Regions from separate parts of the Mus musculus genome. Here regions 1, 2, 3, 4, 6 and 7 are each linked to region 5. The links are chromatin loops, found by intact Hi-C in ENCODE. Cell type or tissue: left cerebral cortex. All regions are shown on one strand.

Region 1 (4,000 bases), 66 kb before region 5:
TTGCTGATGTGAACAAAGGATCCAAGAGTATTATAAGACAAACTAAAAAAAAAAAAAAATCCCAGCCAATGTTTAGCAGGTCTTTATCAAATATACAAGAGTTTGAAACCAATACCTGTGAAATACCAGAGAAGTTTTTTTTTTTTAAATACACAGAGCAGTAATACAGTATGGATAAATTTGGACCACATATGGCTTCTTATGTAAAGGAAAATTTCTTCTCCTTTTAGTAACACATTGTCTGCTGCCTGTGATCAGCACCTCCTGCCATATGTTCCTTAAACAAGCGGCTGTGAGGCAAGAAGCAGCCCGGTAATTAAGATCAAATGAGCCAGATGAAGAAAAGGAGCTGGGTGAACCACATGCAGGCAGAAGCCAGTCTTTTTCATCTTGAAACAGGGCAAGACAGACAGACAGATGACAGACGCAGAAGAAGGAGGAATCTCAAGTCTTTGCCCATAGACATATTGCAGGCTTCAAATGCAGTCAGCCATCTCTGGATTGTCTCCAGAATTCATGCATTTGTTTTCAATTATTCCTAGTTCCATTGATTGCTTCTATTGAAGAACATGCTGTTTGTTGGAGGTCGAGGCTCTCCTATGGCCCACAGTTTATTTTTAATGACAAAATCAAAAATAACTTGAAACCTATTACAAAATAATTTGGATTGAGCCTTAAATCACTTTTGAAGATTCTTTGGCCTCTAATACATTGTAAACAGGGAAGTTGAGGTACAGAGAGTAAACAACTTTGAGTGGGTAACTTTCCTCTGGTTGCTGAATTAGAGTAAGAACACAGATTAGAAGCTGAGGTCTCTGAATTATGAGGTCTCACTCCATAATTCTCATGTTTTTGAATTTTTAAATTAGATATTGTCTTCATTTACATTTCAAATGCTACCCCCAAAGCCCCCTATACCCTCTCCCCCACCCTGCTCCATAATTCTCAAATTTGAGTGCACACTGAATGTCTTTAGAGGTCACTAGACATAGTACTGCAGTCTCCACTACTTGAAAAGCAAAGGAATGAGGGTTGCAAGTTCGAGGCTAGCCTGAGAGACTTAATAAAACATAAAATATATGGGCTAGATAAATGACTCAGTCAGGGAGAGTGCAAGTACTCTGCAGAGAGCCCAGGTTTTGTTTTAAGCCTCATTTAAGGAAGATCATGAACACCTTTATCTCCAACTCCAGGGATATCCAGTGCTATCTCCTTGCCTCTGCAGGTACCTACACACATACATGCAGATACATAATTAACAATAAAAACTGTGTGTGTGTGTGTGTGTGTGTGTGTGTGTGTGTGTGTGTGTGTGTGTGTACATGAACGAATTGGTAATATATCTCAGTAGGAAAGTGTTTGCCAGGAATTTCCAAAGCTGTGCATTCAGTCTGCAGTGCCAACAATGTAAAACCCCAAACAATCAAATAAGAACATGGAGGACTTCTTAACAGGCAGGTGAAATTTTCCCCTATACAAGAAAGGACTTCAAATACCCATTCCCACTGACATGATGGTCAAAGTTACTGTGAGACAGGAACTATGAGATGTGAATTCCATCCTCTAGTTTAGATAGGCTACATTCTACAGAAGTAGTATAGGAATCCTTGGGTTTCCATGGTGATGGCTCAGAGAATGCCATTTGTGTGCGATAAAACTCTCCAAAGAACCAGGTGGAAGAAATAAACCACAGAGGTCCAGGCAGCGAGTGCCATAGCAGCCTATTTTGCTTGCTAACAATCATGGAGAAAAACCAGTGGGGATTGTATTGCTTTTCACGGAGCTCCCAGTATTACAGGCTTCATCCATCGACATACAGCCTGTTGGTTGAGTGTGAACAGAAGGAAGTCAGCACACACTTATTTATCTGGTATGTGGGAAAGCTTCAGTCAATATAAATTTGCCCTGTTTTTCTAAGGGAACCACAGATTCTATATCAATAAAGCACTCCCAGAACTTGAGCAGTGCGAAGAACCAGGAGTTCAGGGCCAGGGTCAGCTACATAGCTAGTTCAAGACCAATTCTCTCTACCTGAGAGCTCATCTCAACAAAACCGGAAAAAAAAGCCACTCATAACTTAGAATATCATTAATTTTCCATCATGCATGTTTTCCAAATTTCTTTTCAAATAAAGAATCTAACAGAAATACCCAATAGTGAAATAGTAATGAGGCATGAATATACAGACCACAAGAGAATGAACCTATAACATGAAATCTGTTATTAAGGAAATGCAAATTTAAGCACTTAGGTCAGACATTTTGCCCACCATTTTCGCAAAACTTGAAAAAAAGACAAAATTTTTTAGGTATTTATAAAGATAGATATAAAGCTGGTCCTTTGTGCTCTTTGGGAGAAATTTTAGGCATTTGTAATATAAGTTTAGAAAGCAATGTCATTAACAATAAGTAGCAAGCCTCGTCCATTTGCTTACAACTTTGAATTGACTGTCCCATTTCTGTAAGTCAACTCTAAATCAGCAATAACATAAGAGCTACAAGATTTGTTTAAAAGAATTTGTCATGTTGTTACTTACACAAATACTTATGAATCCAACATAAGTACCCAACCACATAAAACAGTTAAATAGTACAGAGGCCTCTCTTTAAAAAAAATAATAACCCAAAAGTACTATTACTATAATACTCAAAAATCCTACTTCTGGATATATAATCAGGGGCATCAAAATTGGTATGGATAAGAGACATCCATATTTATTTAAGCACTATTTAAAATAATAAACCTAAGCATTCATTAAAATTAGCAAATAGGGGAAAACTAAATATATGGATAGTGGAAATATTTCAGATAGATACATAGATAGATAGATAGATAGATAGACAGACAGATTCATAAATACATACATACATACATACAGTCTTTAAAGAATTTCTACCTTGAACAATATGGGTCAGTATAGAGGAAATTATGGAAAGCAAAAGTAGGCAGGTATCATTTATGATCTCACTTTGTGACAAATATGTCAACATTATAGGAAGATGAAAAAATACTAGACATAAAGAAATATGTATTTTTCCATCCTTTATGCAATAAAACACATTTTTGTTTTTGTTCTGTTCTGTTGATAGTACCAGAGAATTGAACCCAGGTCCTCATGGATGTTAGACATGTCCTTTGAACCATGCCACTGGTTTCTAAAAGCAAACAAACAAACAAACAAACCATACCATACTACTTATGGTTTAAAATGTGGTTGGAAAAAATATCTCATTACATGAAATGCTCTGTACTGAAATGTTGTACTGGAATGCTATGGAACAATTAAAAATACAAAGTTATAGTCATGATATAGCATAATGATAAGGCTAATTATAAGGTAGTGATAAAATTGAAAGCCTAATATGATGTGTGTATGGTGTGGTATGTATATATATATGTGTGTGTGTGTGTGTGTGTGTGTGTGTGTGTGTGTGCATCTGCAGGTGTGTGTACCCATAGGCAATTATGTGGACTCTAGAGGATGATGGGATCTTCCTTGTCATGTTCCATATTACCTTTTAAAACAAGGACTCTCGGGGAATCTGAATCATTCCTTCCATCTATGATGCTTGATAGACAGCTTGCAGGATCTACCTGACTCTGTCTCCAATCATGGAATTCTGGGCACACATGGCTGTGCCTGGCTTTTATGTGGAAATTTGAATTCAGGTGCTCTTGCTTTCACAGCCAGTACAGTTTATTAGAAAGTAAGTGAGCTAATGCCCATTGTGCTCTTTTTCTAAGCACGTAGAAATGGAATAAAACTGAATAACAGCAGCTCCATTCTATAAAATAAGAAGTATTAGGAAAAATAAAATGAAGGTAAAAGTGGTGTAATTATATTAATAAAAATGTACAAAATAATAAATTTTATAAAATAAAAACATATCTTATTCAATAAAAATAATGTGGTGCTTTCAAATGTCAGAAGTTGGGAAATGGTAATCAGGCTGGTAGATTCATATACTGGGAGATCTTCAGTGATTCATAGATTGTATTT
Region 2 (4,000 bases), 91 kb before region 5:
TCTTAGAACACATTGAGTTTGGAAGATGTCAGCTAAACCTACCAAACCAGAAAAGCCACAATCAGTTTTAATGTTTACTGCTGTGTCATATACCTGCCCCTTTATCTTTCCAACGTGCCTTTTCTAACTGTGGTCACCGTGTTCCTCCATCATGCCACTATTACCGCTTTCTTTCCATGATCTGTGAATGAAGCAGCAACTTCTTATCAAGAAGAGCTTTGTCTTTCTTAAATAGTTTTGAGATGGAACCAAGTGTTAACTAGGTCCCAAGAAGGTAATCAGAAACTGAAAGTTTATCTCACCTGAAGTTGTCTGTTGGGGGATAAGCACAATCAAAATTTACACAATGAAGGTGAAAAATAAAAATTTTTATAAGATTCTGGTCAAGATGGGAAGAAGACAGAACACATGGAACACTTGTACATTTGTGATGGAAATGGCTCTTGGACCACTTATCTCTTGGATGGATATTTAAGGTTGAATTGGAGTTAAAAATGAAGGAAGACAAGAAGAAGAAGAAGAAGAAGAAGAAGAAGAAGAAGAAGAAGAAGAAGAAGAAGAAGAAGAAGAAGAAGAAGAAGAAGAAGAAGAAGAAGAAGAAGAAGAAAAGGAGGAGGAGGAGGAAGAGGAGAAGGAGAAGGAGAAGTAGAAGGAGGAGGAGGAGGAGGAGGAGGAGGAGGAGGAGGAGGAGGAGGAGGAGGGGGAGGAGGTAGTTTAGGGTAGAAGACATGGATCTGCACAGCTGGTCAGGTCAACAGAAGCCTAAGGGGCAAACTGAAGATTCTGAGAACAGGTCCAGAGGGTGGGTAATGTTCATAGAATTTTTGAAAGAAATTTTGTTTTAATGTTAGTGGTGCAAAGAAGCAAAATTCATTCTCATCTGCAGAGGCATATTAGTTAGGGTTTCTATTGCTGTGGTAAAATAATATGACCCAAAGCAATTTGAGGAGGAAAGGGTTTATTTTAATTTATACTGCCAGTTAACATCACTGAGGGAAGTCAGAGCAGGAACTCAGGCAGGACAGGAACCTGGAGGCAGGAGCTTATGCAGAGGCCATGGAGGACTGCTGCTTACTGGCTTGTTCCTTATGATTTGCTCAGCCTGCTTTCTTATAGCACTCTGGACTACCAACCCAGTGTGTCACTGCCGATGGTGAGCAGGCTCCTCTTGTCATCCTTCACCAATCAACATCAACAATCAATCAATACACCACAACCTTGCTCAATTGACTGAGACTCCCTCTTTCAAAATGACTCTAGGTAATATCAACCTGACATAAAACTAGGCAGCACAAATTGTTTGTACTGAGTGAGGGCAAGAATATCTAGCTTGATCAGATAGGCAAGGGCTATAGAAGTTGCAAGAAGATGCTGCATCTATTAGGGTAGTGGTGATAAGAGAAAGTGCTGACTTGTGGGGCAGAAACAATAAAGTTATGAGTTTGTGGCCAGTCTGGGCTACATAGTAGCTTGGGATTTATAATGATAGTAAAACACTATCAAAACAAAACAAAAAGAAAACAAAGGAAAACAGGGGGTAGATTTGAGAACATGTGTGTTGGTATTGAATATTATGTTTTAGGCTCATTATATCTAGCACTTATATGTAACCTTATCCTTGACTAAAATTTTTCTCAAACAAGATTCCTCCTTTCTTTTTCATTTTCTTTATCTTTATTATGTTTTGCTATACAGTAGAACTCAACTTGAGGAAAATAGCTTAAACAAAATATTCCAATTATAAAGATTCCTTCCATTTAAACGGTCCATTTTCTCCCCCAGGTGCTGGTAGAGCATCTCTGGAACTGTGACACGTGGAGAGATGAGAAGCTAAAGAACATGACTGGAGCACAGTCCAGACCCAGACATCTTTATCTTTATTGAGTCCTGATGAAGTTTGGCTATTATAAATCCTGATTGAGTGCCATGATGTTTTCCAAGCAAATGGGACCACTTTGTAAAAAGCAAAAGCAGCCTGTCACCATGTGGAAGAGGAGGAGGTGTCGATGGAGAGCAGCCACCAGCATTTTCAGAAAGCGACATGATGTAACAGCCACTCTACACCGCCTCATTTGTGCTGGAAATTTTTAAATAGAGAAAAATAATCCTGTACCATTAGCATAGCAACAAGTATGTTCTTCGCATAATAAACTTGGTTCCAGGGAAGCACTGGGCTCCATTTTGCTTGCCCTTCTGTCTCACCTTTCATTGCCAATGCCATTGCTGTCCTAATGGAAAGACAGCCTTTGAGAGAACCCTGCTGATTTCTTGGCTGCCTGTTGGCAACAGAGGAGAATAGGAAGATGGGAATATACATTTGTAAAGTTCCATTATTTATCTTACTTAGGGACAGCATTTTCTCCTTTCAAACTCATCTCCTAGCCTCTGTAATTAGGCTTTCCAAAAACATCTTGCTGCTGTCTTGACATCACAATAGCATTTTGATAAGCTTGGACAGTAACCAGCTCCAAAGTCTGGCAAAACATTGCTGCACAGTCAAAGAATTCTCTGTACCTTGGTAGAAACCATGAGTTCCCAGAAGGGGGAAGAGAGATGTTATTAAAGCAATATTTAAAGAAGCTATTCAGGAGCAGGCTTACAATATCAAAACTTTTGTTTTCAATCCTAGCAACAAGTTTTCTCATATCAGGTCATTTGCTTAGAGGTCTTAAATGAGAACAGAATTCTTTCATTAGTGAGCAGAAAAAAAGAGATACAACTAAAAAGTGAGGGTGGCAAAGAGAGCTACTCAGACAAAAGGGTGAGAAAAAGGGAAGGATGAGCTTTAATGGGAAGGTTTCGTGGGTAAGTTTCAGGTTTCAGTGTGGATCGTGTTTTAAGTGGGATGGTACAAATTGTCTTGTTGATACCATGACAACTGGGAACCAGTCCTCATTCAGAGGTGAGAGTTATAGGATTTGAAGTTAGACATAACACCCCCATCGTGTACTGATGGTATATTCTATATGAAGGCATCATAGATTCAACAACACCACATCACTAGAATGTTGGTCTCATGTTTTCAGGAGAGCCTTTATCTGGAGCAAGAGTGATCAATAGCCTCCCTCATAGTTATGGAGACATTCTGTGCTCTGCCACTCATGCATAGCGAGTATGGCTACTGCAACTAGAGTTCTAAAGTGTAATTATTTAAGTTCCATTTGGCTCTTGGTTTTCATTTGACAGCACCTCTGCCCTCTGTCATTATTGATGTAGTATTACACCCCAAGACATAAAATACAAGGTTCCTAAGAGATAGAAACATACTTCTTACTAACTTAATTCTGTTCAGTGAACTCCGAACTCACAAGGTCTCAGAAAACAACATCAGAGGAAGACCACAGTATCTCGCATCCTTGGGCTAAAGTCATGACCTGTGCTACTCATGATTTTATGCTATTCCTTTTTCTTATTTTTTACAATCAATGCAAATATTTCTGCTTCTTTGACTAGCATCTAGAACTGTACCCAGCAGAGACTCTACTTAAGATGCTTTATTAAGCAGGCTTCTTGTATGTTCTGGAAGGGGATCTTCAAATACCCTTGAAACATGGTCACATTTGCTAGAAAACATGAATTCCAGTGCTTTTAAGAGAGAAAGAATGCTTTCCCTTCTGATGGCTCGATTCCCCTTTGCTTGTGAGGTCTTCAATTGAGCAATAGACAGATCATGCTTTTCAAAGCATTTTGAGCTGGCTTGTTGACCCATTGAAGCATTCATGAACAGGAAAGCAGATACTCTGGGGTCAGGCTCAGCCCCTGGCACTGGTTTATATCAATGAGGCAAATGGAGGAGGCAGCATTTGGCTCAATGATTTCACTGCAGCTGCTACATCATACATGCCAATGTGAAGCTGAGGCACTAATTGGAAGTGGAATAAACTAAAGAAATCTTGGTTCAAATGGCAGCTATATTTTTCAAAGAGAAGATTTCAGTTGAAATGCCAAAGGAGACAGTTAGCCAAAACATTTGTCTATGGAGCTTTCTCTTCTCAATTTT
Region 3 (4,000 bases), 170 kb before region 5:
AAGGCCGCTCTTTGAAATTTTTACAAGACAACTGTGATTTAATCTGTGACATGTTGAAAAGGGATAGACTCCCATAAGTTTCAACACTTTGTAGAGACCACACGATGAGTATGCTAGATCTGGGACCACAACACCTGTAAGGAGTTCCTTCAAAAGCCACAAGTCTGAGTTTGGCTACAAGATGCTTTTGGTTGATGTAAAGACATGCAGATCTGTGTGGAGATATGTACGCAGTTTCATTCTTCCTCAATTTCTCCAGGACTCAGTAAAACACAAGCCCAAAGGTCTACAAACTACTTCTTCTACACTTTAAAAATAACCTAGCAAATAGAACTCTGTGATTTCAGCATATTTAACACAAAGATTTGAGAGTAAGATTTTTAGTGAATGGAAAGGAAGGGGAAAATGCCATTGATTTTGTTTTGAGAGAGTATTATGTCGCAAACATGTAATTCCTATCGGAAACCTTTGAAATAGACACACACACATCTCAAATTCTTTGAGCATCGAGGAAGCCGAGGTTCACAGATCAAGTGTGTAGATTAGGTTCATTCAACTCTCCTGATAAAGAAGCTATGCATTTTAGATAGAGTCAGTTTTAAGCAAATCACAACTATGTAAAACATCCTGCCAATTCTACCCTAACTGAGTACAAGTTAACCCAACATAACACAAAGGAAGATGGGTGGGGTTTAGTTTTGAAAATATAAAGTATGATCTATCCTACACAGCATCACGGAATTATTTAATTGCCGTCTATTTAAGGTGTTAGTTAGGAGTTGGAAGGACCTGTTATCATCCAATACAAAAAAAAAAAAAAAAATGTGACAGAACATTAGGAGAACAGACAATTGCAGCTCCTAATTGTGGAGTCGTTTTGTGTTTAGGTTCAGTGCAGCAGTTTCTAGCAAGCTCATTAAAGTCCTGCAAGGGATCATCCTTCTACCCAGAGCTGATTGCATGTGCCCCCCTGAGAAGTAGTTTGACTGTTAGCCCACATCTTTCCTGCCTTATGGCACTGCATGTCAACCTCTGACCCTACAAGAATAAGAAGTTTCAATTGAGGAATTAGAAAGTATTTCGCTCCCTGGATGATCTTTAGAAAAGTATTCCTAGATTATTTTCAGTGACAAAGGAAAGGAAATCCGTGAGTTTGTCCCAAAGGCCTTTGTACTCATAAAGTCATTCAAGGAAGTGTATTATTTCACCTCCTGTGATAATAATGAGGATGCACACATTCACAGTGTCTGGTCCAGTGCTGTTCATTGAGTCTGACCTCACAGCACAGTAGTAAAAAGGATGCTTTGTCCTATGTGGCACAAATGTAGGTTTTATTATAGTGATTAAAAACCAGAAACATGTTTTCTTATACATTTATTCTATTTGTATATATTTTTTAGTTAGTGATTTTTCTTTTTTCTTTCTTCTTGCAAAGGGATGCTTCAAATAAAAGTCAACAATCTATTTGGGGGTCAGTATAGCAGAAAAATATTTAAATTAATATAGTTTGCTCTTTAGTAGTTAAGAGGTCCACAAAAATATCTTAAAATGTAACATCATAACGAGAGGTTAAGATTTGGAGTCTTGTTGACTTTAAAAAAATTTTTGTTGTTGATGTTGTAGGATCAGCTTGCCTGGATTTTCCTCCTACTATATTGTCAGTGGAGTTGCTGACTGGTTGCTATCCAGTTGTATTTCTGGTAATATTCATCAGGAGCCTTTCCTGGGGCAGCGTGCATCCTACTCAGTGCTGACCCAGACCACTGCAGCAGAGGCAGCTGGGCAGCCTCAGAAGTTGGCATGTTTTCCCCGCTCAGTTTCCAACCATATGTCTCTCTCCACATTTTGGCACGGACCCTACAGTGTGTGTGGGAACCGCCTAATCGGCGGCAGCAGCCTACGCCGAGGAGGCAGCTCTTGAGATAATCAGATATGCTTCTTGCAAGATTCTGTGGATTTTACGTGTCCCTCTATAGAACCAGAGCCTCTGATCATTACCATGGTGATCAATTTGTCTCCTGGGAAGTAGCCAGAGACCATCACACTGATTCTATGCAGGCCATTAGGTGATACTGAGACTCCTGGAAAGGACTGCATTTTTGTATGAAAAGAATCCCCATGGATGACCAGAGCTGGGCTTAATTGGCCTGTGTAGTTAATTCTTGATGGAGAGGCAACAACGGGCCTAGGGAAATAGTCACCCAAGTGAACTGAGTGATGGGTTAGGTATATTTCTTCCATTGCTCCTTTCTTCCCTTTTTAGGTATTTAGCAGGAAGGAGATGAATCTCTGTATTTTGGGGCCAGAAACTATAGGCTGCTTTTAAGTAATGAGTTTGCACATAACAAATAGTTGGGAAAGATTTACAGTGCAGGATGCATTTAGGTCTTTATTGCCAGATACCTGAAACGTAACTGCTGCTTCTTAGAGACCAATTACTAGGCATCTGCCCAGGTGGAGAACACATCCACGCTTTCTCCTTTCCCAGTTTTGGCTGAGATTTTGGCATAGGCAAACTAACCATTCTTGGGATCCTTTGTGAACCTTAGGAGCCCCAGTCTTATGTTTGCTGGCATTTTCTTTTTTTATTATTAGGTATTTTCTTCATTTACATTTCCAATGCTATCCCAAAAGTCCCCCAACACCCCCACTCCCCTTCCCCCTCCCACTTCTTGGCCCTGTCGTTCCCCTGTACTGAGGCATATAAAGTTTGCAAGACCAATGGGCCTCTCTTTCTAATGATGGCTGACTAGGCCATCTTCTGATACATATGCAGCTAGAGACACGAGCTCTGGGGGGGGGGGGGGCGGGGTACTGGTTAGTTCATATTGTTGTTCCACCTATAGGGTTGCAGATCCCTTTAGCTCCTTGGGTACTTTCTCTAGCTCCTCCATTGGGGGCCCTGTGATCCATCCAATAGCTGACTGTGAGCATCCACTTCTGTGTTTGCTAGGCCCCGGCCTAGTCTCACAAGGGATAGCTATATCAGGGTCCTTTCAGCAAAATCTTGCTTGTGTATGCAATGGTGTCAGCGTTTGGAGGCTGATTATGGGATGGATCCCCGGGTATGGCAGTCTCTAGATGGTCCATCCTTTCGTCTCAGCTCCAAACTTTGTCTCAGTAACTCCTTCCATGGGTGTTTTGTTCCCAATTCTAAATTCTAATTCCACACTTAGGTCTTTGTTCTTCTTGAGTTTCATGTGTTTTGCAAATTGTATCTTGTACCTTGGGTATTCTAAGTTTCTGGGCTACTATCCACTTATCAGTGAGTACATAGCGTGTGAGTTCTTTTGAGATTGGGTTACCTCACTCAGGATGATACCCTCCAGGTCCATCCATTTGTGCTGGCATTTTCTAATCAGCACTGTTTGGAACCAGGACGTCTTTGTTGGGTTCAAGCTTTGTAGGCCCCTCTTTTGGTTGTTAATGCTGGCTGTGGTTGAATACTCAAACCATTAATGGAAATGTATGTGATTCTATAGGTTTGTCCAGTTGGTTAATTTTTCTTGAAGCTTGGGCAATGCTATGCTGTATTTATAAACCTCGAAACAAAAGTGGTTAAGGTATCTAACCCTGAGGTCATTAGAAGAGGGGCTAAGACTAATGTTATAATCCTTTTTTAGATCAAACACATATTATGGGTACAGGCTTCTTGGATTTCTTTCACCTGCTGTTTCTTTCTGTTTGGATACTGACTTCAGTGTACACTGAGATAATCTTCCACAGATCATCTATGCTAACTCCTACATTCAAATGCTATCTAAATTTCCATGATTTCTATGCCTAGAGAATGGGAACTCCATCACATTCTGGAATATTCCAATCTAAAAGCTACAAACCCTTCTTTGATCTCTTTCGAATGCAGGTTTTTCAGAGTCAACTCAATTTTCTTTCTCTGGAAATATTTAGGACTCTTTTTTATTGGTCAACATCTTCCCATAAGCTCTTCCATGATTCCACTTATCTCCAGTATATACCAAGAATGTTATGGAGCTAGTGG
Region 4 (4,000 bases), 300 kb before region 5:
CAAGATCGCCTTTTACGCTGGCCTCAAACGGCAGCACGAAGGCTACGAGGTGCTCAAGTTCGACGACGTGGTAACCAATCTCGGAAACCACTATGATCCCACCACGGGCAAGTTCACCTGCTCCATACCGGGTATCTACTTCTTCACCTACCACGTCCTGATGCGCGGAGGGGACGGCACCAGCATGTGGGCTGATCTCTGCAAAAACAACCAGGTGAGCGCGGGCAGGCAGTGGGGAGGGCGGAGAAGGTGCTGACAAGAGGGAGGAGACCCCGGAAATGGGGGTGGGAGCCCGCGGAGGAAGGGTGCGGCAACCCGGCTCCCCGGGCTAAAGCGAGGGGGACTCTGTGACATGCTGGAAAGGCGGGGGTCATACGCAGAGGAGAGCGCCTTGCAGCCCAGACAAGGTAGTTTTAGGGTGCCAGAACCGTGCTCGGCGCGTGCAATTGAGAGCATAACCCTCGAGGGGCGAGAAACTGGGATCTTGGCCCCGGGGCCAACTCGTGAACTTGCAGCAACTGTCTTACAGCAGGCCGGGAATCCCTGGTCTGTGGCATTATCTGCAGTTTAGAGTCGCTTCCAGCCTTTTTCTGAGAATGTAGAAGGTTTCAGAAGCCCGAAATGGGCGTGTCAGGGCTCCAGATTCAGAGGAGATAGACCAGCATTCCGGGGAGGATGGAAGGACCCCAAGAGCGAGTCTCAGACAAGGCTGCCCAGGGCTCAGACAGCACTCTGCCGCGCGCATGTAATGGCATGGCCTTTGAGAGGCTTTGGGCGGTGAAACTCAATAGTCACTTTACACTCCAGTTAGTTTCCAAAGGAAGAACTGCTGGGAACAGAAAAAGTTGCATTTACACTGTAACAGTATAGCAGCTGGCATGCAAACACAGGAACCCCCACTCTTGGAGTAGGAAAAGGAACAAGAAAGTGGTCCGGGAAGTTGCCGGGTCAGAGCTCAGCCCTTTCACCACCCACTATCTCCAGGGCAGCGCGGCAGAGGCCCTTCCTAATCCTAGCCTACTTGATCACAGCTGCCTTGCCTGGCTTTGCATTGGCTGCAAAATAGCCTCATATGAGCCTGAATCAGGACCTGCTCTTCAGAGCTGGTAGGTGGTGCCACAAGGAACACTGGCTTGCAGTGCGGGCCAGGACTACTTTGCCTTTGTTAGAGTCAAGTCAGTGCAAAACCGAAGCATCTTTGTTCTTGTAGCCGCAGGGAGAAAATACACTTCTAACTACCTAAAAGTGTAATCAGACCTTCTGCACAGTCCAAGTAGCAGGCACCCGGTGGTGAGGCCTTCGTACTGGTAGCCAACTGTGCTAGCTGAGTTCCTGAGCCCTACACTTTGCTTACTGACCAACAAGAAGAAAGATCCCGCGTCCCTGTCATCACCTTCAAGATACCTCGTTTCACGCAGTAATTTTGACTTATCAAGGGCCGGCGTGCTCTAGGTCTTTGGTCCCCTGAAAATTCAGATATTATCTAGACGCAATTTTCTACTGAGCACCTTTAGGGCTTTCTTTCTTTCTTTCTTTCTTTCTTTCTTTCTTTCTTTCTTTCTTTCTTTCTTTCTTTCTTTCTTTCTTTCTTTCTTTTCCTTCCTTCCTTCCTTCCTTCCTTCCTTCCTTCCTTCCTTCCTTCCTTTTACTCAAGACTCATTTTAGTGTCAGATTTTTTCCAAAGGTAAAAGATGAATGTCCTAATTATGATACACTTTTAAAAGGTATCTTCTTTTCTGCAAATCCCTTCAAAGAACACCCAGGACACTAGGAATAATACAAAATTTAAAAAAAAATTAAAAATGAAAAAAAAATAAAAAGAAAACATGGCCACCAGGAGGCACTGGCAGGGTTGTTCATTACAGTTATTATGCATGAAAGCAGTATTAAGAGAAATAAAAATTGTTCCCTGGACAATGGGCTAGGTAGTTGCAGGAATGTGGCTACAAAGGACATGACTCACTATACGAAAATAGATGTGCTGTGTCTGGCTGACCAAATAACTTATGAAGTGGCCCCCAGCAGGTAGCTCTCAGACTCAAAAGTTAGGTCTGTAAAACACTACTATACTAAAAATATGTTTTTAGAGTCACTCATTAAAATGTACAAATGGTCTCATTTTGTCAACAATATAGAAATGGTAATTTAAAAAAGAGCTGGAGATTGCAAATGTAAGAAGCCTTAGGAAGAAGCGCAACAGAGTCAGACATTGGTAGTTAGATTGTAAAGTCTATGCATGTAGCAGCGAGTAGAAGTCCTCAGAATATGAGTTCTAAAATTAAAAGGTACATGTGTTTTCTTTTTAAGCCATTTCATTAGGGCATAAGCTGCTTCCTGTAACACTTGAACATTCAGGTCTATGGGAATCAGGAAAGCACCTGGGTAAAACCCCTCTGATGCTCGTCATTGGCTGCTTGTCTCAAAAAAAAAAGTGGGTAATAGGTAATTCAGAAAAATATATGAAGAGTGGTAAACAGCAGCATGCATCCGAGTTCAGTGTGGATCATCTTAGAAAGTGGTTATTGTGATATTACAGCTAAGGAGTTTTGTCTTTAGAATAAAACACTTTTGTAAAGTCTGGCTGCAGCCAGTGCCAAGTGGAAAATCTTGTGTAAAAAAAAATCTTTTTAATTAATTTTAAAATAAATACTTTATTCTTGATTTTCAGTCATAGTCTGTATGCTTGTTTATTAGTCACAGTTTCCCCCTCTGAGATAACTTAATTTGTTTTTATAAAACATCAACTCAGAGATCCGTGCCAGAGTGATGTTCTGTGGATTAGGTGAATTTTGAGAAGCACAGATATTAACAATGAGGGAGGAATGCAGTGTTTCAATCTCGGAGGGAGCAATGTCTCTGGACCACAACCATATGAGTGCCATTTTATTTATGCTTTGTGTTGAATGGAGGGTCACAGATGGAAACATCAAAGGGCAATAAATTAACCTGATGTACCACTTAACCTTTTGTTTATGGTTCCACTGGAGTACAATGAAAATCAAATTTCCAGAACATCAGCAACGATTAATTCAATTAGTAAATGTTGCCATAAATATTTTGTACAATGATAATCCCTCAGTAATAAGACAATGCTAAAACTATACAGCTTACAATATTCTTACAAACATATCACTCACTATAAAGCAGTACATAACCCCCATGCAACCATTAGCTACACTTCATCATATCATTTGTTGAAAGCCCATCACAGTGCATATGAAAGGTAAAAATGGAGCTCAAATAACTTTACATAAATACAGGAAAAATTTCTAATGCTTGGATACTTGTAGTTAAAAACCTGAAGGAATAGTTTCTGAGCACAGTTACGATAATGTCATTACAGTAAACCACCATAATAAAAACTAAATTGCCAGAAAATGAGTCATATACAATAATTAGTGATAAGCCTTTCACTTAGAATTTATTAGTTATGGTAACAATGGATGTGAACAACACTGGAAAGAGTAATACTGTGGGATTTTATATTTATTTTTCAGAAAGAGTGATGATGTGCTATATCAAATTAGTATTCTCTTTAAAAGCAGAGAAATGCATACTGAAGATAAAGCCAAGAAACTATATAGTTAACATTCTAAAAAAGATACTAAAGTGAATTTAGGAAGAAGTAGGTATATTGGGCCAGAAAAGGATGCATTATACTCCCCCGACAAAATGTGGAAATCGGTGCACATTTAGGAATCTGAAAATAGCCTTCAAGGCGAACACATTACCTTCCTCAATAGTTTGATGGCTTCGAGGAAGAATTGCTGAAGTCAGTGGGATAGATATCAGAGCTTGAAATTCCACGTCCCATTATACTCTTAGAGTGTGATGGGTGGACAGGCTACTGACATCACGGCCACTGGCAGATGGTGGGTATTTAACTGGGAAGGTCCTCGACTGTCACATAGGTTCGAATGTTAGGAAATTGCTTTCTATGATAAAGCTACCACACTGGTTTTATTCAACAAAGGAAATAAGAAGTGCAAAGGATAACCTT
Region 5 (4,000 bases):
GCAGGACAGTGGTGTGTGCAATGAGACTGTGCACATAAATAGCTTCAAACAGTCTCAGGGAGGAAGCCTTGGGAAACCACTTCTGTCTTCTTTTGTAAGTGGGATACTTGTTAAGAAGGGGAATAAGTGTTGCTGAATTTACCTAAAAAGTATACATGCATGTTAACTCTAAATGGAGATACCAAACATAGAAAAAACAGGCTTTCTTAATAAGGGCTGGGAGTGCCTTTTGCACCCACTGGCTAGAAGTGGACATCCACAATGCACAGCAACAGGATAACAATCGCAACCCAGAACTTCTCCAAGCTCCATAGGCAGGAAAGGTGAGCCAAGGTGCCGTAGCACATCTATTATTAATGACATCTCTGTGCACAAGCTAGAGTTTTCATGAAAGTCTCACAGGCACAAGGAAAATGTTTGCAAACATCAGAGTTGAGCAAGGAAATATCATTATCTATGATCTAAATACCAAAGTCTGTGCGTTTTTTAATTTTGGCAATGTGGACGATTCCCTTCCTCCCTACCCCCCGTAAGGAGCCTAAGACTCACAAACATGGGCTGTTAGTAGAGAGATGAGAGTATTTTCAGACAGTGGAGGGATAAAATAGGAAGACCTGTAATTATCTGCAAATTCCTTTGGAATCCAGCAGCTGTATTTGAGATGCACACTTAACCAAACAACAGTAGTGTGGTACGTACATACAAAAATTAAGTGTTTATTTTTTTGTTGAGACTCTCTTTGTGCATAACATTTTCACTGATTTTTTTTTTTTTGGAGTGCGTGAGAAGAATCAAATTATGCTTATTAAAAATATGTGTTTCTGGAGGGATATGCATTCCTATAACCTTCATTATGATGCTCTTAATTAACCAATATGCTTCATAATAAAGTATCTGGCTGTCACTAAAATCAACACTTTTCAGTTATTAATAGATTAAGGAAAGAATGTTAATTTCTTCAAGCTCCATTTCATTTGGTCTCATTACTTCAGGAGCCAGATGGTTACAGGGCTGGACCTGTCAACAGCTACTGTGAGGGAGAATACATTGAGAAACACCAAACCCAAGTACAAACAACAGCAGAAAAATGAAGAAGGCGGTAGCCGCACACCATGTGCAGGGCAGGGCAGAAAGTTATTCTGACAATAAATAAAATTATGAATCAGATCATTCTAATTGAGGATTTGAACAAATGCCCGCTTGTTCTTCCTCTTCCCCGTTATACCCCTCCCCAAATAACCACCAAGCGGGGCTCCAGCTGTGTGCTGAGACACTCGCCATTGTTCAAGCGCCCGCGATTTCTCTTATCTCTAGGGCTGCCAGTATTTGACAGTTCTCCTACACTCTTGGTTGATGGATGATGTCAATGCAGAGGAGACAGTACCACCAGCAGCCAATTTTTTCAAGATGTTTTCTTCTTTGATTTAAAAAAAAAATCACTTCTGAGTGCTTCAGAAAGCAGTCTGTCTCTCCAACCTGGCTTTTCACGACTTCATCCCACCCCGTTTGCAGGCCACACGTGGGTGAGGTAGTTGTTCCTCGTATCCTGAACATTGGTGAAACCTATCCCCAGGTTTCCCAGCAACCTCCATGAGCACAGCATTCAGTAATTCAGGCATCCCACAGACACGTACAAAGCAAAAACCAGATGCTGGCAACTTAGACCACGGTTTTGGTGAATTTCTATGCTCTGACTATGCCAGTTTCTCTTATCTGCCAAAGAAAGACACTGTGTTCTCCGTGTGAAGTATTTGTTCAAGTGTGAAGTGTTATGCAACTTGTAATCCTATGCCACAATAGCAGCTCATGGGCACGATTCTGTGTCTACTCATTCTTAACCGCAGATGTGTAAAAACCTGCCCCCTAGTGGACATGAAGCAATTTGCAAGCTGCTTCTCTCCTACCCCAAACCCCATCTCCACCCTTTTAAAGGGTGGGGTTCTTCTAATTGTACAGAGTTGCTGGACATTAGCACCTATAAGTCTAGCAGATGAAAATTAAGGCATTCAGGACCCGAAGAAATCTTAGAGTTTTTCTGTTCAAACCTTGCATTTTACTAATTAGAAAAAAATCAAGAAATCACAAGAACTTCTACGGTACCAGGTCCTAGATAACACCTAACCTGTTTCAGATCTGCAAACGGAAGGGTCAATAGAATCCAAGCTGCCCTTGGACGATGGATCATAATAAGTTAAGTGCGTCATCATCTCTTTATAAATCAAGAAGTTCATTAACCTCCAGGCATGTCCTTCCCGTGTGTTGTAGAAAGACTACTATGTTCCAGGCATCAGAACAGACACTGGAGACAGCTGCAGAGCGAATGTGTATCCAGACAGCAACTTCTCTCAGCAATAGTTTTAGCTTTTCCAGGAAACGAATTTTACTTAAATAGCCAAACCAAACAGGAAGCATGCTTAAAATTTACTTAGCACTGACTGTGACTAAAAGAACATTACTTTTGCAATATGTCCTCTACATACAGGGATAAAAATCCTTATACACTATTCTTTAACCGGATTGGTGATGTGCACTTTAACAGGGAACGAATCCAGTTAAAGTCTAAGGAAATTTCTGCCAGCTCTGATGAGAACTATCACTTGTATTTCTTAATGCTTCTCTTTGAAATGTTCAAGCATTGCCAGTCTGTTCTGTTTTGCTAGTCCAGGTTAGCTGGGACTGGGAACCTCTAGAGACCTTTTAAGCTAAGGTCCTGATGCCATAAGTGACTAACTCTGTATTTTAGGTTTTTATCCTTGTCTTCAGAATCACTGGCACCTATTTTCCAATGAAATGTGAAAGAGTTAGCTGCAATTAATGGCAGTAGCTGTCTATTTCCAACCACTCAAGAAGCTGAGGCTTGTAAACCTGGAGTTTTACATAAGTCTGGGCAACATAAAAGAGATATGGTCTCAAACAATTAATTAGTGGCTAAGTACACTGACTCTGGAGAACAGAGCACATTCCTACTGGTGTAGATATTGAAGATATTAAGAACATTCCATGCTTAAACTGTTAGTGGTGATTTTTTTTTTTTAAGAGCAACTTTCAAAAACAGGGGAATGGTTCATGAGAAATACATTGCTCTGCTCAAAATTCAAAGTGATAATAGATCCACTGAGTACTTGGAAAAGCAGTGTGCATCCTTCCCTCTAGAGTTACCTCCTTAACTGAATAGGAGAATGTTAATTTTAAATGTGTCACTGAGTTCCAAACACTAATATTAACCAAAAAGTCCACTATTGTGGCCAGAGCAAGTCATTTTGCTATTCGTTAATGTGGGTGGCTGTATTTACACAGGGTCCCTAAGTACTCCTCACTGGCGTGGATAAAAAATGCCACTGACAATCACATCTGCCTGGGTAAGCAAAGATGTCACATGGGCCAGGCCCAGGAAGTATTTATGTGTCACAGGGACTGAGCAGTCTCCTGGGAAAGGCTCAGTCTTAAGGACGGAAGAGACTGGCAGATTAAATTTCCTTAGTAAAAGTATGGCAGCATTGGACAGCTGGCTTAATCTTAAATGCAAGATATTGTTTGTCACTTGCATTCTTTCCCAGCCAAGTGACCTTGAAACCTGGAAAAGGGGAGCTAGTAGAGTAAACCAAATGAGCTTTTTTTTTTTTTTTTTTTACAAGGTCCCTGGAGTCATTGGAAATGCACAGTATCTCACATCATAATGAAGGCCAGGCAGTCTGCCACTGGATAGTGCTCGCCCACCGTGGGCTTCAACACATCATTCTCACGAGCAACTTCAGTTGCCGTCAAGCTGGGAGCTACATCCTGTTACGTTGGGGACAATACCAATTCTCTATTGTTTCAAACAGCAACCAGAGGCAACGCCATCCCTGGCTGGTGGTAGTAGACGCTCGAAAGCAGAAATGGCAAAGGTTCGGGTTCTCCTTGATAGGAACCTAAGCAGGAATGAGCACTCAGTTCAAAAATCTCTAAAAGAACTCAGAGCAGAAGATATTGATAGTGGGAATGACCCGATCCTCATAGA
Region 6 (4,000 bases), 250 kb after region 5:
TCCTCCTCCTCTGCACCCTTTCCCTCTTCCATTTTCTCCTTCTTCTCTCCCTGCCTTCCTCTCCACCTTCCCTTTTATCTGCCCAATCATCAGCTCTCCTTTATTTTACAAATTAGGATGGGAAGCAGGTTTACAGGAAATCACCTAAATGCTGACTCATTCCTTGTTCTCAACCACTCACAGAATGGAATTAACATCAAATATAACTAGTCCCAGGACTATCCACAACATACTTCCTTCAAGTTGATGAACTGTTTGGAAAGAATAAGGAGGTGTGGTCTTATTGGACTAAATGTGTCCTTGTTATAAGAGGTATGTCTCTGTAGGTAGTGGGCTTTGAGGTTTCAACAACCCACGCAAATAGAGTTTCTGCCTCTCTGTCTCTCTGCCTTTATCTCTCTGCCTATTGTTTTCAAATCAGGATATAAAGCTCTTAGCTACTTCTGCCTACATGCTGCCCCACTCCCTTCCATGATGAAATTGACTAACCCTCTGAAACTGTAAACACAGCCACAATTAATTTTTTCTTTTTTTCTTCTTTTTTCTTCTTTTCTTTTCTTTTCTTTTCTTTCTCTCTCTGTCTTCCTTCCTTCCTTCCTTCCTTTCTTTCTTTCTTTCTTCCTTTCTTTCTTTCTTCCTTTCTTTCTTTCTTTCTTTCGAGTTGTCTTGGTCTTGTCTCTTCACAGGAATAAAACAGTACCTAAGACAGTGATAGAACACTTGCCTTGCAATCTCAATCCCTGATCATGCATATAAAAACCATGGAGTTCTACTGTGCTCTGATAGTAACTTGACTTACAGACATTTAAAATTAAGTACATGGGACATATTTATTTAAACAGGGCAGTACTTGGGCAATATTTTCATCTACTTTTCCCTTGTGTCAGAATAAACTCATTCTTAACAATGAATAGTATTGGTAGGATCCTTCTATAATTTTGTCTTAATTTCATGTGTGAAACATTTTTTATATGAAACATCTTTTATAACCACACTTTTTTTTTCTTGTAGAAGATCCGTAATCATTTTGCAAGAGAAGTTTCTTAACCCACATAATACTTCTTAACAACTCTGGGAGATATTTTAAGGCACTTAAATATCTTTTGATGTTCCCTCCAATTTTTATATTTAAATCCTTAAATTTCTACTTAGTACAGAATGCATTCTTTCTTACAAGAATTTTCTCTTTTAGAATGAATAAAAATTCACTATCAATACATTAAGGAAATATAAGTGACAATGATTCAAAAGAAACTATTGCATTCAAAAATAGCCCCATATCAGTCTGACCCTTTGATTTATTGAGCAACCACAATGAACTGACACAACATTCTATGATCATGAATATGAAAACCACAAGATTCTGCAGTCAGTGTGTTTAAAATTAATTATCAGGTTTACCAAACAAAGATGTAAATGTCAAGTTAAATATGAAGTCTAACAAATGTGCACATAAGCATGTCTTAACTATCTCAAGGCATATTACAATACTAAAAAAAGAACTATTTGGAAACCTATATTCCATCTAGAAGTTCCAGATGAAGGATTTTATAGAATGTCGAAATTTATTTATTTTTCTAATGGATATAAGACAACAGTAGCATTGAGCAATGAATTTAAGCATACTGTATAGAAGGGCAGCAGACCAGAAAGTCAAAAACAAACAAGGATCATATTGTTCAGAAAGATGCTGGTCACAGCTGGTCTCAGAGGGATAGAAGGCATAGGCAAAGGGAGAGGTCAGTAAAGGGCTCCAAATAACCTGCAATGGAATGTATTGTGCCGGAAAAGCAGCACACATAAAGCTTATGATCAAGCATAGCATGGACCATTTATTAATCCTCAAGTTTAATTTGTGAAAGAAAAATACACAAAAGTACACTTTCCATGAACTAATTACAAGTCCAAGTGTATGATGGTAACTGTGTTAGATGAATGAGATGTTATTTCTTGTAGAAGAGCTATTTATAGTAAGAGTTATTTCTCCCTCTACTGGTGATAAGAAGGAAATGCCTCTAGTGATAGGAAAGACAGGTGGTAAAGACTTAACATTTCATTTTTAAAACATTTGTTATTATTCATTTTTTTCTGGGAATACAGTGTTTTAACCTGAAAAAGCACTCATTCTTATAAACACCACAATCAAGAAATTGGTGAATGAAAATATACAATAAATTGGGGATACATTTAAAGCTGTTACATGCTACCTGTCAAGTTGCCTAAACAAAGCTCATTAGAGTCCTGGATTTTCTCCCCAAGGTTGTGTATTCCCTCCTGCATAATCTAACTGAATTTCCCCATGGAGAAAATGCAAACTCTGTTATTGAGCACATTTTCTAACTACCTAGGATAGAGCTATGTACACATAAATATGATTCATCCTGTGAGATTGAAAAAAAAAATGTTTCTAATCTCAAACCTGGAAAAGATAAGCATCACAAGAAAGGCTTAGCGATCTTCACTTGCAGCAGTTACCTCAGAGTGGCTGTTATCAAACCCATTTGGGGAGCACTTCTCCAATGCAAGCGCTCCTTAATAAATTAAAGCTTCTTACCTGCCAACTTATTGCTGAGCAGTTGATTGACTCCTAAGTACCCTCAATTCATTAGCACCACCTGTTTGACAAATGGAAATTGTTCCCTATTGTCTATTAGAGCAACTCTAAATCCTCTGTTAGATGTTATTCTCCTCACCAGCTGGGCATTCTCTCAGCTCACATCCCTACACAGGGTCCTGATTTCAGAAATGTGTCCCTCTCTTTGGCTCCTTCTTGCATCATATATATATATGAATGATTTCATCTTTTCCAAGACCTGCCTCAAGTTTCAGCACCTACCATATTAACTTCTCTGGCTGGCCATGATATTTCTCGCTATGTCCTATGTGTTCTTTGTAGTTTGGGCTTGCTCCTATAAGCTCTATAATACTTGCTTGACTCTTCTTAACGTATAGACTGATCATGTGTGCACATAACTTGGAGGGCTTACCATTGACCAGCCTTCTAAGCATACTGGTTCACTGTTAGCTCAACAGGTATGGATAAGACAGGTTGAAAAGTAGAAAGAAGACCAAAGAAGGACCGCAGAAATCAGTGACTTCACAATCCCCAATATTTCCCTTATGTATCCACTTCCTGATGCCATCCCTACAGTGTGTTCTATAAAGAGATCATCATTCCTTTCTGATCAAGAAACCATATAAAATATCCATAGCAACCACACAACATGCATACCCTTGGAAAAGTACCTTCTTGGTCTTGCCTTTTGATTGATGTGTAGCATAACCCTTACCTGGTGACAGCATAGTTGTTTGCATAGCCTACTCCATGGTCAGCTCTCCACACATCACAAGGTCTTGGCTGTTACCTAGAATTTATACATATTCTGACCTTCCATATAACCCCTGGGCTCTCACAAATCTTTGTACAGTCAACCTATTGATGAGTACTTATTCACTATCATCATAAATAGCCACTTTCAGTTTGTCTGATATGCCTAGTTCAAAGCTTTGAAAATGCAATAGGCTCAGCATATAACTATATTGTATTTAGGTTATCAAGATGCTGGTATATAATTCCTTCCCAAACATATCATCACATGTCTTATGAATGTTTTCTTAGAAATTTGGATGTCTCAAAATTCAAAATAGTTACATTTCTAGCCTTATGATTGACTAGTCAACCTAATAATAGCAGCATAAAGCATTAGAAAAGATAAATACATGTTAGCAAAAATTCTTTAGAATGCAACAAATATATATTCTTTGTATATACAGAAGAGGAAAAAAATCAAAAAGTCTTTAAAAATTCAAACTTTGGAACATATTTAACCAAGAACCAAGCAGAATATTAATTTAAAATACATATACTCCCCCCTGCAACTTTAAAGCATTCTCGCTTTAAAACTATCATGTTCACTTCTTGACATATATTTATTTCTGTCACTATGTCTTTGCTATTTATTATAAGATACACTAAGGTCTTAATGTCAGCCTGAACCCA
Region 7 (4,000 bases), 530 kb before region 5:
AGGTTTTGACCTCTAAAGATCCACGTGGGGTAATAGAATACAAATGTAGTTATGAATGCTCTAAGGTATCTTCATCATCCCAAGGTCCAGTATCTTTGTGTGCAGAATGTATGTGTATTGTATGTTCATGCACTGTGTTTCTGTGTTCATGTGTGTGAATACATGAATGCTTAGACACCAGAGGTCCAAGCCAGGTGTTCCTCACATGTTCTCTGGTTTTCTTTGTGCACCAGGGTTCCTCACTGAACCTGGAGCCCGCGTATTTGCCTAGCCTGGCTGGTTGGGATCCGCGTGTCTCTACCTCTCGCTCAGGCTGGGATTACAGATGCATAAGCCTCCGTCCATCCTGTCTTCATGTGGATGCCGGGATCTGGACTCAGGTCTTCAGCTTCTGCAGCCAGCGCTTTACCCACTAATCCTTCTCCTCATCTCTAGAATTTTATTTCTAATGTTTTATTTTACCTTAGGCCATTCTTGCTTTATGTAGATCTGATTTTGACATCCTTCTAAAGATTTATTTATTTATTTATTTATTTATTTGCAATGCTGGGGCTGGAACCCAGAGCTTTGTGCATATGGGGCAAGCATTTTGCCACCATGAGCTGCATGCCTTGGTCTGTATGCAGAGATTCGTCAGGTCTTCTGTAACTATGAAACGACGGAAATTAAAAACCTAAGGTCCCAGATATAATTGTTGGTGATTCGTTTTCATCACATGTAAAGCATTTAAATGAAATGTTGATGGAGTCTGGTAAAGTCGTAATGCCGGCAGTAACTTTCTCAGCCATGCTCCAGCCTGTGGTGTGTTTAAGGAGGTGGCGAGGAGGAACAACGTGCTCTGTTTCTTCTGTGTACTCATTTATTTATTTCTATAGTTCTGGGGGTAAGCCAGGTCTTCGTGCTTGCTAGGATAGCACTGGGCTGCTCCAACTGAATGTTAACCTTTTTTTTTTTTTTCCTTTCTTCTTTTTTCTTAACAAGAATCATTTCTGTGTCTAGTTTACCTGGGTAAACTCAAGATTGCTCAAAGGAAGCAGACACTGGATAAGGGAAGCCTGAGAGGAAACGGCGGGCTAGGGCTGAGAGGGGGACCCTTGGATCAGTAGGCCTCTCGGGGATTAGCTGGTGTAGAATCTGCCACCGTCTTCTGCCTTTCTCACCATGTCCTTATTCCCAGCACACTAGATCTTAGTGCCCCAGAGAAACAGTGCATTGTGTCCCGGAGCCTGACATCTGCTTCATCTGTGCAGTCGTGGGTTTGCTCTGTGGTTGAGGGGTGCTGTGTGGTAGTGGTGCTATGATGCTCTGCAGTACTTGTAACTAGGGGAAGCTGGCTGGAAACCACTCCAGGGACCCTTGTTCCTCAGCCGCTTCCTGGGCTCCTGCCTGCTTGAGCTCCATTTTAGCTTCCTGCGTGTGATGGACATGGGGCTGGGGCTTGGGCTGTTCTTTTTTTAAGTCAGATTAGCATTCTCTCAACCCCCACCCCCACCCCCGTATGTATGTGTCCCCAAATTACTCATTGAGGTTGGAAATACCATCTTCTCCTTTTGTATCCCACAGAAGTACTCAAAGCCTGTTGCATATGAAATAGGCACTAATGAAGTAATACCAGTGGAGAAGAGCATCAGTCAGGTGGTGAAGTCCCCCGCAGTTTGGGAGGCCTAGCAAAGAACCTACCTGCTGGGACAGATGCAGTAAGAAGAGAGACAAGTGTTTACCACAGTCCCTGAGTGACTTTGCCATGACCTTCAAAACGCCATTCTTTGTGAGGGCTAGCTCTGAGTCCTAAGCTGGCTCTTTAATTTGGTCCCAAGTTTTCAGAAACTTTAGCCTTATTTCCTTGGGAGACAGTCATTTTAGGGCTTGGCCACTAGAGGTCACTGTTGAGACACACATTAGATTTGGGTACCCCCCCCAGGTCTGGTACCTAAGATTGAAATACAAGTTTGTTTTGTCAGAAGAAATGTTTCTGGCAGCTCTCTGGCTTGGCTTTGTACCACAGGGCATGTTGCTGGTGCCATTTACATAGTGAGGTTTTGTCACATTTACAATAGATCTTTATCAAAAGAGGTGTTTGTTTTTTTGTGTGGTTGTTAAAACTGAAATATATATTCAGTGCCACACACCATTTCCCCCCCTTGAAAAATGCTTTCTTGAGTTAGGAACAATTCTTCTTTCCCCAGTATGTCTAAACAGAAGGAAATGTATTGCTTTCAGCACTGTTCTGTATTGGGTGTTTTTGAAAATTTTCCATAGCAGGACGTTCAACACACACGTCTGTGATGAGGTGTTAATTTACAAATAGCCATTAGAATTGGGAAATATTCATTTGTTCACATTCAGACTGACGTTTGTACTAATACGTGGCATTGTGTAAGGAAGAATGCTGCGTGCTATGAGATGGGTCACCTCCAACATGAGAAAAGAAACGTCTCTAGGCATTCCTTTCAACACGGAAATCCTTAATTTTGGAAAGTGCTTCTGTATAAACATCCATCGGAGAACACTGCAGACAGCTTAAATAAACCAACAGCATCTCTCATGTGTGGCCTCTGCAGGCCAAGCATGGAGCTCCCATCAGTTTGAGCAGTAAACACAGATTGCATCTCTTGTCTTCGCAGTCACTGGGCAACCCTCTGTCTCAGTGTTCCCTAAGTGTGTGGCACTAAATGTGAAATCACCTGATTGGGTACTTTGAACTTTTAACTGTCATGTGGGCTTTTCCTGAGATATTGCCACCTATAGCTGTAGTTTTGGGTCTTAGCTGTGGGCTTTATCTTGTCATTTAATATATTGGAAATGGTTAGGCAGTAAACCCAAGAACTATGAGCCGAATCTGAGTTTCAAAAAAGCGATTTCACATTAGTGATAGCTTAGATAGGAAATTAGTGAACAAGAAAATGTTGGGGTATTTTCTTTAGCAATTTCAACTCTTGTTTGTTTGTTTGTTTTTAGCCAAGGGTGGTATTCTGAGGACATAGAAAGTTAAGACAATGCTCGTAAATTTTATGTAGATGAAGAGGATATGTACCAGGAGTCTCATTGTAAGTGAACTGGGCAGACTAAAGATTAGAAAGAAAAAAAATACAGCAACTTGAAATGTCCAGGTCCAGCTGTAAAGCAGAGAATGGAGCCGGCTTTGCAAATGAGATAAATTGAAAACCTTTCTCATAGCCATAGTAGATTGTTGGGATGAGTGAGAAATATTAACCGTCTCAATTTATAAAAGTGACCTTCAGCGTTCTCCCAAGACCTTGCTGCTCCTGGGTCTGCTGTCCTCCCCCCTTTCATATCTTATCTGTCATCCTGCATGCAAAAGACTCCTGCTCCTGGGCCTGGGTGAAGTTAAAGAGGAGGGGGGATATGCAAAATAAATCTCCTGTGCCATGAATCTGTCTCGTGACAGTATCAAAACAACTTGCTGTTTGCATCTTAACAGAGCACAAATGTATTTATAACACAGAAGCTTTGATCAATAGCTTATTTTTTTAATTAGTGCACATTTATCAGCTTGTTACTGTGCCATCGTTTGAGAGATTGGAGTTGAAAAAGTATGCACACAGTATTTTTGAGCCTGACAGCTATTAATTAAACAATATCTCCCTGTTGGTCCCTGTCGTCAGGTTACCTTGAAAAATTGCCTGCAGTTGGCTGCGTGCTGTTATTTTTGGCTTTAATAAGCAGGCATGTGAGGTCATCACATGTGAGAGTGATCCAGGCCCAGGCTGGTCCACAGGCCTGGGTACAGTCAAAGGAGATTGGCTCCCACGGACCTCACCCTCAGCTGACAGACCATGGTCTTTGCTGTCTGCTTGCTGCTGGCTCTCGTGACATCTCACCCTCACCTGAAAGCCCATGTTTCTTTTGGTCCCTTGGTTGCCAGTTCCACCACCTAAAATGTGCCTACTTTAGTATCCTTTTTCTTGGGACCTGTTCTATGCTAAGGAGGAAGCTCTCTGAAATGCAACATGTTAATCCTCCATGATATAGTTTTAAA

Evidence for each region. A loop is a pair of places that touch in the nucleus more often than their neighbours do. Peaks named below come from ENCODE experiments on the same cell type or tissue, not always from the same donor. Only the 100,000 strongest peaks of a DNase experiment are listed, where the experiment ranks them.
Region 1: it touches region 5 in a loop (5-fold over the local background); 3 of 42 quality-filtered maps call a loop at or near these places.
Region 2: a loop joins it to region 5, with 2.1 times the contacts of the local background. A loop is called at or near these places in 2 of 42 quality-filtered maps.
Region 3: it touches region 5 in a loop (6-fold over the local background); 2 of 42 quality-filtered maps call a loop at or near these places.
Region 4: a loop joins it to region 5, with 8 times the contacts of the local background. A loop is called at or near these places in 13 of 42 quality-filtered maps.
Region 6: it touches region 5 in a loop (2.1-fold over the local background); 2 of 42 quality-filtered maps call a loop at or near these places.
Region 7: it touches region 5 in a loop (7-fold over the local background); 36 of 42 quality-filtered maps call a loop at or near these places.

The regions. Positions count from the first base shown.
Region 1 is chr2:12,773,374-12,777,373 of GRCm38, reverse strand. No RefSeq gene overlaps it. Among named protein-coding and RNA genes, the nearest start is that of Pter, 150 kb to the left of the region's middle. In left cerebral cortex, no CTCF peak of the experiment used is centred here; DNase peaks (open chromatin) are centred at 290 and 1,645; H3K27ac peaks cover 582 bases.
Region 2 is chr2:12,797,781-12,801,780 of GRCm38, reverse strand. No RefSeq gene overlaps it. Among named protein-coding and RNA genes, the nearest start is that of Pter, 120 kb to the left of the region's middle. In left cerebral cortex, no CTCF peak of the experiment used is centred here; DNase peaks (open chromatin) are centred at 2,022 and 2,416; H3K27ac peaks cover 988 bases.
Region 3 is chr2:12,881,571-12,885,570 of GRCm38, reverse strand. No RefSeq gene overlaps it. Among named protein-coding and RNA genes, the nearest start is that of Pter, 40 kb to the left of the region's middle. In left cerebral cortex, no CTCF peak of the experiment used is centred here; a DNase peak (open chromatin) is centred at 1,852.
Region 4 is chr2:13,006,474-13,010,473 of GRCm38, reverse strand. It overlaps C1ql3 (C1q-like 3), which reads left to right. Exons shown (of 2, transcript NM_153155.2): 1 at 1-214. Among named protein-coding and RNA genes, the nearest start is that of C1ql3, 2.4 kb to the left of the region's middle. In left cerebral cortex, a CTCF peak has its summit at 1,830 (motif pointing right); DNase peaks (open chromatin) are centred at 217, 594, 1,186 and 1,981; H3K4me3 peaks cover 3,964 bases; H3K27ac peaks cover 1,470 bases.
Region 5 is chr2:12,707,088-12,711,087 of GRCm38, reverse strand. No RefSeq gene overlaps it. Among named protein-coding and RNA genes, the nearest start is that of Pter, 210 kb to the left of the region's middle. In left cerebral cortex, a CTCF peak has its summit at 1,897 (motif pointing left); DNase peaks (open chromatin) are centred at 492, 1,681, 2,345, 2,673 and 1 more place; H3K4me3 peaks cover 650 bases; H3K27ac peaks cover 1,501 bases.
Region 6 is chr2:12,457,914-12,461,913 of GRCm38, reverse strand. No RefSeq gene overlaps it. Among named protein-coding and RNA genes, the nearest start is that of Mindy3, 40 kb to the right of the region's middle. In left cerebral cortex, a CTCF peak has its summit at 1,994 (motif pointing left); no DNase peak of the experiment used is centred here.
Region 7 is chr2:13,235,622-13,239,621 of GRCm38, reverse strand. All of the region lies in intron 3 of Rsu1 (Ras suppressor protein 1), which reads left to right. Among named protein-coding and RNA genes, the nearest start is that of Rsu1, 34 kb to the left of the region's middle. In left cerebral cortex, a CTCF peak has its summit at 1,875 (motif pointing right); a DNase peak (open chromatin) is centred at 1,898.